Linked DNA regions of Homo sapiens: region 2 is linked to region 1. Evidence: read pairs that join two places in POLR2A ChIA-PET (ENCODE). Cell type or tissue: OCI-LY7. All regions are shown on one strand.

What was found. ChIA-PET counts read pairs that join two places held together with the same protein. Peaks named below come from ENCODE experiments on the same cell type or tissue, not always from the same donor. Only the 100,000 strongest peaks of a DNase experiment are listed, where the experiment ranks them.
Region 2: POLR2A ChIA-PET joins it to region 1 with 20 read pairs; 8 of 35 experiments call an interaction of 5 or more read pairs at or near these places.

What each region holds. Positions count from the first base shown.
Region 1 is chr1:51,859,749-51,867,748 of GRCh38, reverse strand. All of the region lies in intron 1 of NRDC (nardilysin convertase), which reads left to right. It also overlaps the pseudogene TSEN15P2. Among named protein-coding and RNA genes, the nearest start is that of NRDC, 15 kb to the left of the region's middle. In OCI-LY7, no CTCF peak of the experiment used is centred here; a DNase peak (open chromatin) is centred at 4,188; H3K4me3 peaks cover 995 bases; H3K27ac peaks cover 914 bases.
Region 2 is chr1:51,797,492-51,805,491 of GRCh38, reverse strand. It overlaps NRDC (nardilysin convertase), which reads left to right. Exons shown (of 31, transcript NM_001101662.2): 20 at 1,528-1,678; 21 at 4,809-4,936; 22 at 7,081-7,243. Among named protein-coding and RNA genes, the nearest start is that of MIR761, 35 kb to the left of the region's middle. In OCI-LY7, no CTCF peak of the experiment used is centred here; no DNase peak of the experiment used is centred here.

The sequences.
Region 1 (8,000 bases):
CACTGAAATAGCTAGTTCAAGGTCACCAATATCTTTACATTAGTCAATTCTCAAGTTATCTTACTCAACCTATCAGCATCATACTGCATAGTTCACCATTCTTCTTGAAATGCTTTGATCAGTTGACTTTCAGGTCACCACTGTTCATAGTTCTCTTCCTGCTTATTCACAGATCTCTTCTTATTTCCCTGACTTCTAAATTTTGGATTATCTAGGGCTCAATTTTCAGACTTCTCATCTACCCTTACTCTGTATGTTGTCCGGTCTCATGACTTTAAATATCAGCCTGTATAAAATAAATTTTGTTTTCCTACCTCCATGTTTTTTCTTACTCTTTTTTTTTATAGCACTTATTGTCATTTGACATAAATTTACTTGTGCATTGTCTTTCTCTTGCACTGGAATGTTTCATCACAAGGGCAAGGAATTAGTTTTGTTTACTGCTTATATCGCCAGTGCCTAGAATAGTGCCTGTTTTAAAGTCTTGCTTCCATTTCTGTCTTCTTCCTTTTCTCCTTTGGCTTGTTACATAAGGATATACTTTTCAGTCTTTTTTTTTGGTTACTTTATTTCTTGCTTTTTGTCTGGATCAAAACATAATGTTTAGGCTGGGCACAGTGGCTCATGATGCCTGTAATCCCAGTGCTTTGGTAGGCTGAGGCAGGAGTATTGCAGGAGCCCAGGAGTTTGAGGTTACAGTAAGCTATGATCGCATCATTGTGCTGCAGCCTGAGCGACAGACTGAGACTCTGTCTTTGAATATATATGGCATATATGTATATATAAAACATACATATATATAGAAACAAAACCTTACAGATAACAGCTGAAGCCCTCTTTATATTGCCTCTTCCCATTACCTTCTCTGCCTTCTTTTTTCAGTGTTAACCACTATCTAAATTTCATGTATATACCGTACTAGTTCTATCTATAGTTGTATACTTTTTATTAAACATACTTTTTAAACAGTATATATCATTGTTTTTGCATGTTTTAAAGCATTATAGAAATAGAAAGGTATCACATTAGATGTCTCATAATCTTTTTTTTTTTTTGGTTTAACATTGCTTTTGAGATTTATCCATGTCAATAAGTGTAATTCTAGTTATTTGTGTTAACCAATGTTTAATATTTTGTTGATGAATACATCGTTATTATCTATTTTCCTATTGTCATTTGGTTACAGTTTTCTGTTATATTTTGTTTTATGACTATGCCACAATTTAGCTTTTTTCTTTTTGTTTTTCATTTAAGTTGTTTCTAGCATTTCAGAGGACTGTATATGGTTCCTTGTGCACACGTTTGAGAATTTATCTAGGGCACATACCTATGAGTGAAATGATACCTATAAGTGAAATGACTGGGCATACTCATTTTTAACCTCACTAGATATTGCCATTAGTACTCTTCTAATGGGTTGTGCTTTTTTACATTGACACCAATAGAACATGAGAGTTCCTGCTTCTTTACGTTCTTACATTTTTAGCAGTTATTGATACTGTTAGTTTTTTTCTTTTCTTTTTTTTAAAGATAAGGTCTCACTCTGTTATCCAGGCTGGAGTGCAGTGGTGAAATCATAGCTTACTGTAACCTAGAAGTCCTGGGCTCAAGGGGCCCTCCTGCCTCAGCCTCTGGAGTGGCTGGGACTGCCACCACGCCCAGCTAATTTTAAGAAATTTTTCTTTTTTTTTTTGAGATGGAGTCTTGCTCTGTCGCCCAGGCTGTGCAGTGGCAAAATCTTGGCTCACTGCAACCTCTGCCTCCTGGGTTCTAGTAATTCTTCTGCCTCAGCCTCCTGAGTAGCTGAAACTACAGGTGCCTGCCACCATGCCCAGCTAATTTTTTTTTTTTTTGTATATTTAGTAGAGATGGGGTCTCACCATGTTGGCCAGGATGGTCTCGTTCTCCTGACCTCCTGATCCGCCCTCTTGGCCTCCCAAAGTGCTGGGAATACAGGCGTGAGCTATCATGCTTGGTCGATATTGTTAGGTTTTAAAAAAAATTACTATCTGTGGAAAATTGTATTTCTCACTTTTTTTTAAAGGTTAGTCAAGTGAAGCAGTGGGAGTGGAGAAGGCATCATTTAGTTGTGAATACCACTGAATTCAGATCAGCCTATATTTTTCTTTCTTAAAAAATCTTTTTAGGCTGGGCGCAGTGGCACATGCCTGTAATTCCAGCACTTTGGGAAGCCAAGGTGGGCGAATCACCTGAGGTCAGGAGTGCAAGACCAGCCTGGCCAACATGGTGAAACCCCATCTCTACAAAAATAGTAAATTAGCCAGGCATGATCATGGGTGCCTGTAATCCTGGCTACTCGGGAGGCTGAGGTGGGAGTATCGCTTGAACCCGGGGAGGCGGAGGTTGCATGAGCCATGATCACGCCATTGCACTCTAACCTGGGTGACAGAGCGAGACTCCGTCTCAAAAAAAAAAAACAAAACGAAAAACTTAAAAAATTTGTATTTCCCCTTATTACTAATAAGATCAGACATTATTTCATAGTTTGTAGACATCAGGATTTCTCCTTTTATAAATTGCCTGCTTTTCTATTGGGTTGTTTTTTCTTTTTATAAATTTGACTTGTAAAAATTCATTTTATTTTGAATGCTAATTTTTTGTCGATTATATGAGTTGCAAATGTATTCTCTAAGTCCATAGCTTATGTTTGCTCCTTGTTTATAAAGTCAAACATTGAATCAGTTATTGATCTTTTATGGTTTGCACTTTTTGTATCTTATTCTAAAAATTTTATTATAGTTTTTTACATTAAGAAATCTAATTTTTTTTTTTTTTTTTAAGACCAGGTCTCACTCCATCACCCAGGGTGGGGTGCAGTGGCATGATCTCAGCTCACTGCAACCTCTGCCTCCCGGGTTCAAGCGACTCCCACCTCAGCCTCCTGAGTAGCTGGAACTACAGGCATGCACCACCACGCCTGGCTAATTTTTGTATTTTTAGCAGAGACAGGGTTTTACCATGTTGGCCAGGCTGGTCTCGAAGTCCTGGCCTCAAGTGATCTGCCCTCCTTGTCCTCCCAAAGTTCTGGGATTATAGGTGTGAGCCACCATGCCTGGCAAAAATCTAATTTTATTACTATTTAAAAAAAAATATGGATAACCAGTTGTCCAGTCATACTTTTAAAAAAGTATAAATCCCAGAGATCACCAAATATTTTCTGTAAAAGTTCTAGCTAATAAATACTTTGGGCTTTGTCAGTCAGGAGGTGAAATTGAGGATATTAAGTAAGTACTTGTATATCAAAAAAGAAAACAAATTTCTGCAAATTTTTGGTGAAAATTTTTATGAAGTTCAAAATATAGTATGTTTTTTGGTAATACAGTTCTACTAGTAAGAATGATGGAATTGTTTTTATTGGGATAACATTTTGCTTTATTGGGATCAAAATTAAGTGTTCATCAGTCAGTTCATCTGTTAAATCTGATTTGTAATGAGATTTTACATACCTTATCTTTGAAAATGTCTTTCCACATAGCTAGGTACCGCCAATATATTAATATTGAAATACTAATAGCAGTCTATGAGTACAGATGGTCCCTAATTTATGTTGGTTCAACTTAGGGTTTTTCCACTTTCCATGGTGCAAAAAAGTGATATGCATTCAGTAGAAACCGATCTTTGAGTACCCATATGATCTTTCTGTTTTTCACTTCAGTGTTGTATCAGTAAATTACATGAGATATTCAACACTTCATTATAAAATAGACTTTGTGTTGGATGATTTTCCCCAACTGTAGGCTATGTAAGCATTCTGAGCATGTTTGAGGTAGGCTAGGTTAAGCTATTGATGTTCAGTAGGTTAGGTTAAATGCATTTTCAATTTACAATATTTTCAACTTAAGATGGGTTTTTCAGGACCTAACCCTGTTGTAAGTCGAGGAGCATCTGTATATGACTTTAATTGAGCATATTCTTTGCTTGGAAAACATTTATATAATTATATTAGATTCTTCTCATATTTTTTCCTTTTAACATTATTATAGATTAAATAGATCAAACACTATAGATCAGTCACTTCCAATTAAATTAGGTGGGATCTCCTCAATTGCACAGTTAATGGACTTTGAAATATGGAAGTTTCTTTGTGGTTGCAACAAGGTCTGGAAGGCACTTCTGAAACTATAGTTTGTGGGGGAATGGAGGTATTACTTCTTGTTTTAACTTTTTATAGCACAGGAAGTATATGACGTAGCTTGCCATTACTTGTGATTCAAACATCATTCTTGATTGAAATGACTTAAATGCTGTTTTGTCTTGTAATTTTAGGTTGAGTTCATTAAAGAAACATTATTAAATCTGCACCAAAAGCTAATTTTTTTTTTTCTTGAGACAGAGTCGTGCTCTGTCACCCAGGCTGGAGTACAGCAGTGCAATCTTGGCCCACTGCAGCCTCTGCCTCCCGGGTTCAAGTGATCCTTCTGCTTCAGTCTCCCAAGTAGTTGGGACTACAGACGTACGCCACCATGCCCAGCTAATTTTTGTATTTTTAGCAGAGACAAGGTTTTGCTGTGTTGTCTAGGCTGGTCTTGAACACCTGATCTCAAGTGATCCGCCTGCCTTGGCCTCCCAAAGTGCTGGGATTACAGGTGTGAGCCACCATGCCTGGCCTCATTTTGAACTTCTCTGAAGAAATTCTACAGTGATGTGATACTTTGTTTTAAATTTTCTACTTTTTCTGGTTATTGCTTGTTTTTTTTTTTTTTTTTTTTTTTTTCCTCCACACAGAGTCTCACTCTGTCATCCAGGCTAGTGTGCAGTGGCCTGATTTCAGCTCGCTGCAAACTCTGCCTCCCAGGTTCAAGCGATTCTCCTGCCTCAGCCTCCCGAGTAGCTGGGATTATAGGCACGTGCCACCACACCTGGCTAATTTTTGTATATTTAGTAGAGACAGGGTTTTGTTGTCCAGCTGGTCTCAAACTCCTGGCCTCATGTGATCTGCTTGCCTTGGCCTCCCGAAGTGCTGGGATTACAGGCATGAGCCACTGCTCCTGGCCTTTTTTTTAAGACAGGGCCTCCTCAGTCTGTTCCCTAGGCTGGAGTGCAGTGTCATGATCATGGCTCACTGCAGCCTTAACCTCCTGGCTCAGGTGATCCTCCCACCTCAGCCTCCTGAGTAGCTGGCACCACAAGTGTGTGTTACCACCTCGGGCTAATTTTAAAAATTATTTGCAGAGATGAGGTCTCCTTTTGTTGCCCAAGCTGATCTTGAACTCCTGGGCTCAAGCAATCCTCCCACCTCAGCCTCCCAAAATTCTGGGATTACAAGCATGAGCCACCACACTCAGCCTCTTTTTTTTTTTCTTTTTTAGAGAGATGATCTCACTGTGTCACCCAGGCTGTACTGCAGTGGTGCCATCATAGCTCACTGCAGCATCGAACTTCTAGGCTCAAGTGATCCTCCTGCCTGTGCCGCCCAAAGTGTTGGAATTACAGGCATGAGCCACTGCTTCTAGATGGATGTCTTTTATTGGCGGGGGGGAAAGCCCTATATACGTATATATGTATTTTTTACTAATTCTAAAACTGCTAACCCAAGCAGGACAAAATTTAATTGAATACCAAGAAAATAACCATGCCAGATTTTCATGCTAAATCAGCTAATACTAACATTGTTTAGATACGCAATTTGAATGAACTCCATGGTCCAAAGTCAAATTACCTATGATAACTCATTCTAATAAACAGTTCTATGCATCTAAATTGGAGAGACAAAATTGGCATTTAGGAGGATATTAAGTCCAATGTTATCCATGGACTCATGGAGAGCTTTGACCCACCTGGCCCTTCCTGAGTCGTCGAAGTTTCCATTACTAAAAGCTCTGCAGTCAGTGACTCATCATAGATGAGACTAAGTAATCCCAATTGCATATAAATGTGTGCGTGTGTGTGGCGAATGTTCTAAATGCGAAAATGGTTTATGACCAATGTTTGGTTTGTCAAACCCATAATCAATCCTGAGAAGATAATAAAAACTTCAGGTATATTTCTGCCCTGGTGGGCCATTTAAACATTTATAGAGGTATTTTCTTCACTTGTCATTTTCAGTGTATGTTTTCTGGTGGTACAGAATCTTTCTCATGTAGCCAGGCACAGTGGCTCACCACTTGTAATCCTAGCACTTTGGGAAGCCAAGGGGGGCGGATTGCCTGGGCTCAGGAGTTCAGGACCAGCCTGGGCAACATGGTGAAACCACGTCTCTACTAAAATAAAAAAAAATAATAATAATAATAAAAAGCCAGGCCTCATGGCATGCACCTGTAGTCCCAGCTACTTGGGAAGCTGAGGCACAAGAATTGCTTGAACCTGGGAGGCAGAGGTTGCAGTGAGCCAAGATTGTGCCACTGCACTCCAGCCTGGGCAACAGAGCAAGACTTTGTCTCAAAAAAAAAAAAAAGAAGAAGAAGAGATTTGATTATCTCTGTGGCAGAGTGAGACCCTGTCTCAAAAAAAAAAAAAAAAAAAGTAATACCACTTGGGCAGCCGGGTGCAGTGGCTCACGCCTGTAATCCTCATACTTTGGAAGGCCAAGGTGGGTGGATCACCTGAGGTCAGGAGTTTGAGACCAGCCTGGCCAACGTGGTGAAACCCCATCTCTGCTAAAAATACAAAAATTAACTGGGCATGGTGATGCCCGCCTATAATCCCAGCTACTCGGGAGGCTGAGGCAGGAGAATCACTTCACCATGGGAGGCGGAGGTTGCAGTGAGCCAAGCTCATGCCACTGTATTCCAGCTTGGGTGACAGATCGAGACTCTGTCTCAAAAAAAAAAAAAAAAGAAGTAATACCACTTGGAACATCTTTGTGCATATAATTTTTCATACTCTGGACAACTTAATTGGGAAATATTAACAAAAGTAAAATAGGTCTAATTAATAAAGATGTTTTTAAGGCTGATAGTGTCCCACACTATCTCTCTTGTAATATTCTAGCTACTATATTATAAAGGTGGTGGTAAGAAGAGAAAGGAAGGTTCTTGTAGGTAGCACTTCTCTGTTCCTTATTATTCTAGACACGTAAGTTTATACTGTGAATAAACATATTTTCGGTTTTGATTTAAAGTCACCCCCAGAAAAGTAATAGTAATTGCAACAGGAAGACCAATTGGAAGAAAGCTTTTACTTTCTACTGGGGATGAAAAAGTAGATAGAAGTAAACTCTCCCGGTGACCAAGGTGTATGAAATGCCATTTTAAGCTAGCTGTAGTGGCCAGAAGGCACTGGGAGAGTCGAGTAAGAGAAAGAGGTGGCAGTCTCTATAATGAGCTAGCTGCAGCAGCAATGAACACAGAGGCAGCTATGAGTGTGAATGATAGACATAAGTCTGTATACAACTGTAGTTAAACTGTCTCCAGATAAGAAAGTTCTAGAGCAACTATCCTATATTTTTGAAGAAAAAACAATTCTATCTGGGGAAGTTTTATTCTTCAGAAAGAAAAACTTACGGAATGGGAAAATCAACCCTATCTAAATCAACCCTGACTAGTCAACCCAAGTCAACTCTGAGTATCTCTGAGGTGAAAGATGAAGCATGCTGATGGGTGTCAAATCCAATCTTGTATGAATAAAATAAGCATCGGGGAAGCATAGATGTCATCTTCTAAGGCAAACATTCTGAGGATCTGGCAGCATAAATCCATCAGTTAATTTATAATATAATTGGACACCACTATGGCCAAAGTAAAAGACACGGCCAAATCTGGATCACCTTACAATTTTCAAGATGCTTTCAAGATCCCCCTTGTCCTGTTATGGCTGAGGGAAGCAGTGATGGGAGTAGGCACCATAGTCTGTAACCCCTCCCCTTCTGTCTCGGTACAGACAAAGCAGATAAGCTGGGGCTCTGGTAATCTTACACAGTTTACTTCATGCCAATTTTTATGCTCCATGAGATCCAGGTAAACTGAGAATGCTGTGCATCTCCTACATCTAACTACATCATTTCTAAATACTTAGAAATATTTTAAGTTTTAATACTTAGA
Region 2 (8,000 bases), 62 kb after region 1:
TTCTGGAAAATACATTTTTTAGTTATTGAAAAACTATTTTGTTTCATTCTAAATCATTCTGTCATTTTCTCTATCCATATTTGAGCTATGTTGCTGATTTATGTATTTTTTTCTGTACTCCAAACAAGTTATTTGTATTATTACCAAACATTAAAATGGAACTGTGGCTGCTCCATTACCAGCACCCATTGGTAAAACATGCTGATAGTGTAGACTAGAGCAATTAGTTCCCAGTTACTGGATGGGGAAAAGTCCTTAAAGATCAGTTTGGGTGAGTGCCCAGTCTATAATGAGACTGATGGATCTGTTGATTCTGTATTTATAGACTACCAAGGAATGTGATTGTTCCTGTTCTTAGCAAATCCCTTATATATTTATGTAGATAGCTTTCATTGTGGGTGGTCGGAGACCCTAAAGTGTATCTGAACATAGGAGATATTTGGGAAATGTGTCTGAATATAGGAGATACTTGGGAAATGTGTCTGAATGTAGTTGATATTTCGGAAATGTGTCTGAATATAGGAGATACTTGGGAAATGTGTCTGAACGTAGTTGATACTTCGGAAATGTGTCTGAACCTAGGAGATACTTGGGAAATGTGTCTGAACATAGGAGATACTTGGGAAATGTGTCTGAACGTAGGAGATACTTGGGAAATGTGTCTGAACCTAGGAGATACTTGGGAAATGTGTCTGAATGTAGCAGATACTTGGGAAATGTATCTGAACTTAGGAGATACTTGGGAAATGTGTCTGAACCTAGGAGATACTTGGGAAATGTATCTGAACATAGGAGATATTTGGGAAATGTATCTGAACGTAGGAGATACTTGGGAAATGTGTCTGAACGTAGCAGATACTTGGGAAATGTGTCTGAACCTAGGAGATACTTGGGAAATGTGTCTGAACATAGCAGATACTTGGGAAATGTGTCTGAACGTAGGAGATACTTGGGAAATGTATCTGAACGTAGGAGATACTTGGGAAATGTGTCTGAACGTAGCGGATACTTGGGAAATGTGTCTGAACCTAGGAGATACTTGGGAAATGTGTCTGAACGTAGGAGATACTTGGGAAATGTTGGTGCATTTCTTCTTTCTTTTCCTACGTAACTGTAAAATCCAAACTTAAAATGACAAGCAGCACTAGAATTTGTTAATATTCACTCTAAAAAATGCATTCCCAAACTCATATTTTTAATTAGTCAGAATGCCTAGACTTGGAGGGTAGACAGAGCCTTCAGGCCAGTGCTGCTGATGCCTATTCCATTTACCTCATTGTACAATATAAATATTATCATTTTGCATGTGTACATGACATGAAAAAGATTGGGAAACACTGCTGAAGGTAGGAATTCTGTAATACACCTCTGAAACTGAATCCTGAGTAAGCTGTATTACCTTTTACATTCTGGAGTAGAGAATTTATACTTTCTAAAAATGAAGCTGCTTACTCTAAATTGAAGCAAATCTATTTCATGTGTCTTTCTTACCAATTAAAGATGCCATTTGCATTTTGTACTTCTTAGTGTGGTCCTCTTTGATATCTTTGTCAATATCCTTACGCATAACCTTGCGGAACCAGCTTATGAAGCAGATGTGGCACAGCTGGAGTATAAACTGGTAGCTGGAGAACATGGTTTAATTATTCGAGTGAAAGGATTTAACCACAAACTACCTGTAAGTACAAGTACTCTGTTTTCCTTATAGAGAGCATTAAAATACCATATTTATTTAGAGGTTTGTGCATGGGATGCTGTATAGAGAAATAAATGTTTATTAATGTGGATTATCTTGAATATTCTTGGCTGATGACAGCTATTCTAACTGTGACTGACTATCCATAAGAACAACATATGTTTCATTAATTACTGGCAGTGCATGGGATTATAGCCCATGCTTTAGGATTGATTTCACTTCCCTTTGCTGTCAGTTTCTCCACAACCAACACTGGCATTTAGGATTGGTTCTAGCTAAATTTTTTACCATACAGGAATAACCTTTTTTTTTTTTTTTTTTGAGACAGATACTCACTCCATCACCCAGACTGGAATGCAGTGGTGTGATCTTGGTTCACTGCAACCTCCGCCTCCCGGGTTCAATCAGTTCTCATGCCTCAGCCTGCTGAGTAGCTGGGACTACAGGCACGCACCACCACACCCAGCTAATTTTTGTATTTTTAGTAGAGATGGGGTTTCTCCGTGTTGGCCAGGCTGATCTCGAACTCCTGACCTCAAGTGATCTGCCTGCCTCAGCCTCTGAAAGTGCTGGGATTATAGGCGTGAGCCACCATGCCGGCTGTGGAATAACAAATTTGACTGGTGTTTTGCCTGAAATAGAGTAGAACTCAAATGCTTGTGCCCTTACTTCCTCATCTTATGCTCCTCATTGTTTCAAGTATGTGTGTCTTGTTTCCCTTCTAAGTTTATGAACCTTTCCGAAGCAGGGTCTGTATCATGTCAGTTATTAATCTCTTAGTGAGAAATATGTTCCAGTATTGCTTCATCAAAAACTTCATAAGAGGAGGAAAAAATAATGGGTTGTTAGCTAAGAGAGTTAGATTACTGAATACCAGGTAAAGCAATATAATATACTCAATAATAAATTTTATATCTAGGTTTCTTGGGTAGAATATATATTATATTAAGATTTAGGGAAATAGGGTTATACAAGAAAAATTTTAGAGGAAAGGACCTGCCAGAAAGACCTGTGCTAGGTGTTAATAGCCTTCATCTGGGCAAAAACCCAAGAGAAGAGTATAGCTCTCACCTTTTTATGCCTTTTCCCTTCTCCATCTCCCCATGGAACAAAGATTGGTCTCAGAAGGAGACGCCATCAGTAAAGAACTATCAGCGGACATTACATTAACTGATAAAATGATGATCACTGACATCAGCAACAAGCCAAGAATAATTTTACTTTGTCAGCCTCTGAGGCCTAAATATAATGTAGCTTAAGTTTCAAGCAGATTAAAGCCTAATTCAGTGGTTGTCATTTGGAAAATATGTTTTAGAATTACCTGGAGAGCTTATTAAAAATACAAACCATGGAAAAGTATTTGATATTCTTGAATTTGTGAGACTTAGCCTTAATATTAAAACCTAATATATAACATATATATATGTATGTATGTATGTATAGAAAACTAGAGATCAATTTTATCTGTAGAATATAGATGTAAACTTTCTAAAAATTAAATCCAGTTTAGCAAAAAGAATAATTCAAGTACCAGGAATGCTAGGGTTGTGGAATATTAGGAAATTGATGATCATAAGTCACCACAACACAAGTCAAAGGAGAGCCACTGTATGAATATAGTGATAAATGCTGATAAATCATTTGATAAATTTGAGTTGGCATTCCTAATACATAGGAATGGAAGGAAATTAATTAAGTATAAAAACCTCAGCCTGGCGCGGTGGCTCACGCCTGTAATCCCAGTGCTTTGAGAGGCTGAGGCGGGCGGATCACGAGGTCAGGAGATCGAGATCATCCTGGCTAACACAGTGAAACCCCGTCTCTACTAAAGATACAAAAAATTTGCCAGGCGTGGTGGCAGGCGCCTGTAGTCTCAGCTACTCGGGAGGCTGAGGCAGGAGAATGGTGTGACCCTGGGAGGCGGAGCTTGAAGTGAGCCGAGATCGCGCCACTGCATTCCAGCCTGGGCAATAGAGCGAAGACTCCATCTCAAAAAAAAAATCAAAAAACCTCAAGTAAAGAACTATCAGCGGACATTACATTAACTGATAAAATGATGAACACTGACATCAGCAACAAGCCAAGAATAATCCACAATCATCTCTATTATTCTGTTATTGTTTTAGAGGTTCTGGCTATTAGAGTAAGATGAAAAAATAAAAACTTTTTTGGAAAAAATATTTTTCCTTGCAGATGATATGATTGTATTCTTAGAAAACCTCATATACCACTAAAATTAAAAAAAAAATTAGGTGTGATATGGCTGGTCAAAAGACTAGTATATCAGAATCAATGGCTTTTTCTCCCCCATAGTACCAGTAATCACTTAGAAATGGAAGCCAGGCACAGTGGGATGTGCCGGTGGTCCCAACTCCTCCGGAGTATGAGGCAGGAGAAATACTTGAGTTTGAGGATACTTAGCTATGATCGTGTCACTAGCCTGTGCGATATAGCGAGGCTCTGTCTCTTAAAAAAAGAAAGAAACAAATGGATGGAAACAATCTTACATTTATTTACAATATTGAGAAAAAAAAGCCAATAAAATGGCTAAGAATAAACAGGAAAAGTATAGGATCTATCTGAAGACAAACTACAAATCTTATTGAGAACACCCATGAAATGATAAAAAAGGAAGAATTGTTCCAAATTTGACAATTATTTAGAATTTTGGACCCTTAAGATTCTTTGAGGCTAGGAGGCTGAGGCAGGAGGATCACTTGAGGCCACGAGTTTGAGACCAGCCTGGCAACATAAGAAGACCTTGTCTGTACAAAAGCAAAAAAATTAGCCGGGCATGGTGGCCCCTGTCTGTAGTCCCAGCTACTCAGGAGGCTGAGGTGGGAGTATGGCTAGAGCCTAGGCATTCGAGGTTATAATGAATTACAGTCGATAGTACCACTGCACTCCAGCCTGGGTGACCAGTGATATCCTGTCTCCAGGTAACACCCAAACAAACAAACGAACAAATTGAGTTGTTAGTAATTTTCTTATGTCCCCCCACAATGCCTAGTTCCATGCTGGGTACCTGGTAAAAACCAAAGAGAAACATTTCCCTCCCTAATACCTAGTGGATTTCCATGCTTCTTAAAATGCTTCCTTCTTTTTCTTTTAGCTACTGTTTCAGCTCATTATTGACTACTTAGCTGAGTTCAATTCCACACCAGCTGTCTTTACAATGATAACTGAGCAGTTGAAGAAGACCTACTTTAACATCCTCATCAAGCCCGAGACTTTGGCCAAGTGGGTATAAATGAGATGAGCTTATATTTTGAGGACCTGAAAGTATTACTCTCCCTAGTGGGTGGGTGTGGGGGTTAAGGCTATAGTTGCAGTGCTAATTTTCATCCGTGTTTGAATCGTGCTCTAGTTTAGGAGACCCGTGCATAGCGTTACGGTATTTCTAAACCCAGCTTATGTAGCTAGCTGTGAATGGGACTGAAAGCAGCTTACTGTAGAGACTAAAAGTAAGGAAGGGTGTTTTCACCAATCATTATACCTGAATGTTAAAGAAGTGCTAGTTTTAGGCCGGGCATGGTAGCTTATATCTGTAATCCCAGCACTTTGAGAAGCTGAGGTGGGAGGATCACAAGCCTAGAAGTTCAAGACTAGCCTGGGCAATATAGCAAGACTTCATCTCTACAAAAAATTAAAAAATTAGCTGGGTGTGGTGGCACATGCCTGTAGTCCCAGCTACTTGGCAGACTGAGGTGGGAGGATTGCTTGAGCCCAGGAGGTTGAGGCTGCAGTGAACCATGATCATGCCACCGCACACCAACCTGCATGACAGAGATAGACCCTGTCTCATAGAAAAACAAACAAAAAACAAACCAGAAGAAGTATTTACTGGTGATTTTAGTATGTTGGTGATTAGTAGCTGAGTTAAATTGCTAAACATGTCACTTATCTAGCAATCTTAACTATCCAGAATTCAGCCAAGCTTCCAGAAGAGAGCAGAAAGGCAGCTACACAGTCTGTATGCTAATACTTAAACCCTCTGCTCACAGGCAACCCCCTTGGGCCTTCATTCAGAGCCTGTTCTTACTACTTTAGTCCAGGGCTAATTGTAGCCTGTAGGATACTTTTGCGTGAATCAGAAAAAAGTATCCTTCTGAGGTACCCTCTATTAGCAGGTAGAGCCTTTGTGGGAGGGAGAGAAAAGTCCTCTGAACAGACCTACCCCTTTGTGCACATGACTGGCTAGCCCCTACTTGACAGTTTTGCCCTGGGCATCTATAAATAGTGAACAGCGTAAAGGTTCTGCTTTTGACACAGCTGTAATGAACCCATCAGTTTCCAGAATTAGAAAGAAGGGGTTAGGAATCAGTCATGTAATAACTGATATTCTGATCACAGAAAGTTACAAAAACTAATAACTAGATATATGTTAGAAAGGACATGGACACAGGGAGGGAACATCACACACCAGGGCCTGTTGGGGGGTGGGGGTGCTGGGGGAGGGATAGTGTTAGGAGAAATACCTAATGTAAATGACGAATTGATGGGTGCAGCAAAACTAACATGGTACATGTATACCTATGTAACAAACCTGCACATTGTGCACATGTACCCTAGAATTTAAAGTATAATAATAAAAAAAGGAGAGTTATCTGCAACCATTGATACGGTGAATAGCCCTGCCAATAACTCATGAATACTACTTTATTTATTTATAAAAATACATTATTAAACACAACCTTCTATTTTATTAAAATTCAACTCCTGAAATTTACTTTATAAAAGAATAATAATAAACCTGTTTGTTGAAGATTTTTGTGCTAGATCTAAGAACTGTTATATAAATTCATTAATTCAATTCTATCCAAAACGGTTACCTCTCACGAATACTTCCCCTGTTTTACAAATGAAGAAATTGAATCATAGATGTTAGTAGATTTGTCAAATTCAAACAGCTTATTTGGGGTGGGGTTGTGGAAATGGGGGATGAAGTTAATCTGATTCTGGACCAGAGCCGTTACCTGTATTATATTGTCACTGCAGTAATAGATATCCCAAATGATGGCTTCTAGTAATTAATGAAATATTAGTGAGATTTCAAACCAAAATAGTAATAATTTTAAATCAGTGTACAACTAAGTAAACTTGACTCATCTGGCAGCTTTACTTTTATGTGAAATATTTTACCCTGCAACTGAGACAGGTAAGTGCATTTTTGTACTGCTAAGTAAATTTGTTTAAAGTTTGTGTATGTGGTTTTCAGTACTTTTTTGGTTAATCTGATACTGTTTTCCCATCTTACATTGTGATAAAAATGGTCTCTCTTTAGAAACACATCCTTTATAGAACTTTGACCAAACATTTCTTTATTCTGAAGATTCATTTCTAATAACAAAACTTTGAGTGTTTTTTTTCTGCCCTCTGTACAGAGATGTACGGCTTTTAATCTTGGAATATGCCCGTTGGTCTATGATTGACAAGTACCAGGCTTTGATGGACGGCCTTTCCCTTGAGTCTCTGCTGAGCTTCGTCAAAGAATTCAAATCCCAGCTCTTTGTGGAGGGCCTGGTACAAGGGAATGTCACAAGCACAGTGAGTGTGAGATGCTCTGTAGGCCAGGTCTGAATGCAGTTGTGAACTCTGGAATTGCCATAGTTCTTTCCTAAAGGGGAAGCTGTAGTTTTGGCAGGCCAGCATTATCATATTCTGTTTAGAAGGGAACCTGACCCCTCTGATGCTGGGCAGCTTTCTTCTTAAGATGAAGACTGCTGGGCTGGGAATGATGGCTCACGCCTGTAATTTCAGCATTTTGGGAGGCCAAGGCAGAAGCATTACTTAAGGTCAGGATTTCGAGACCAGTCCAGGCAACACAGTGAGAACTCATCCCTACAAAAAATAAAAAATTAGCCAGGCATGGTGGCACATGCCTATAGTCTCCGCTACTTGGGAGGCTGAGGTGGAAGGATCATTTGAGCCCAGGAGTTTGGGGCTACAGCATGCTATGATTGCACCACAGTATTCCAGCCTGGGCAACAGAGTAAGACCCTGTCTCAAAAGAAAAGAAATAAAGAAAGAGAGAGAGAAAAATAGATTGCTGGTAATAGACTAGGATTTTGAGTGAAATGGGTTTGGCGTATCTATACTGTTTGTTACCTTTGTTGAAGATTGTATGTGGAAACCATGAACAGTTTAGTATAGAGGCTAAAATGGGAGGAAGGAAATGGTGAGGGATGTGTGTGCATACATACGGATACATACATAGATACATACATACATAGCCAGAACTAGTATGTCAAGCCTGTTTGTGAAGCTAAGGTGCTGGGCTTTATCCTGTAGAAATGGAGAACCA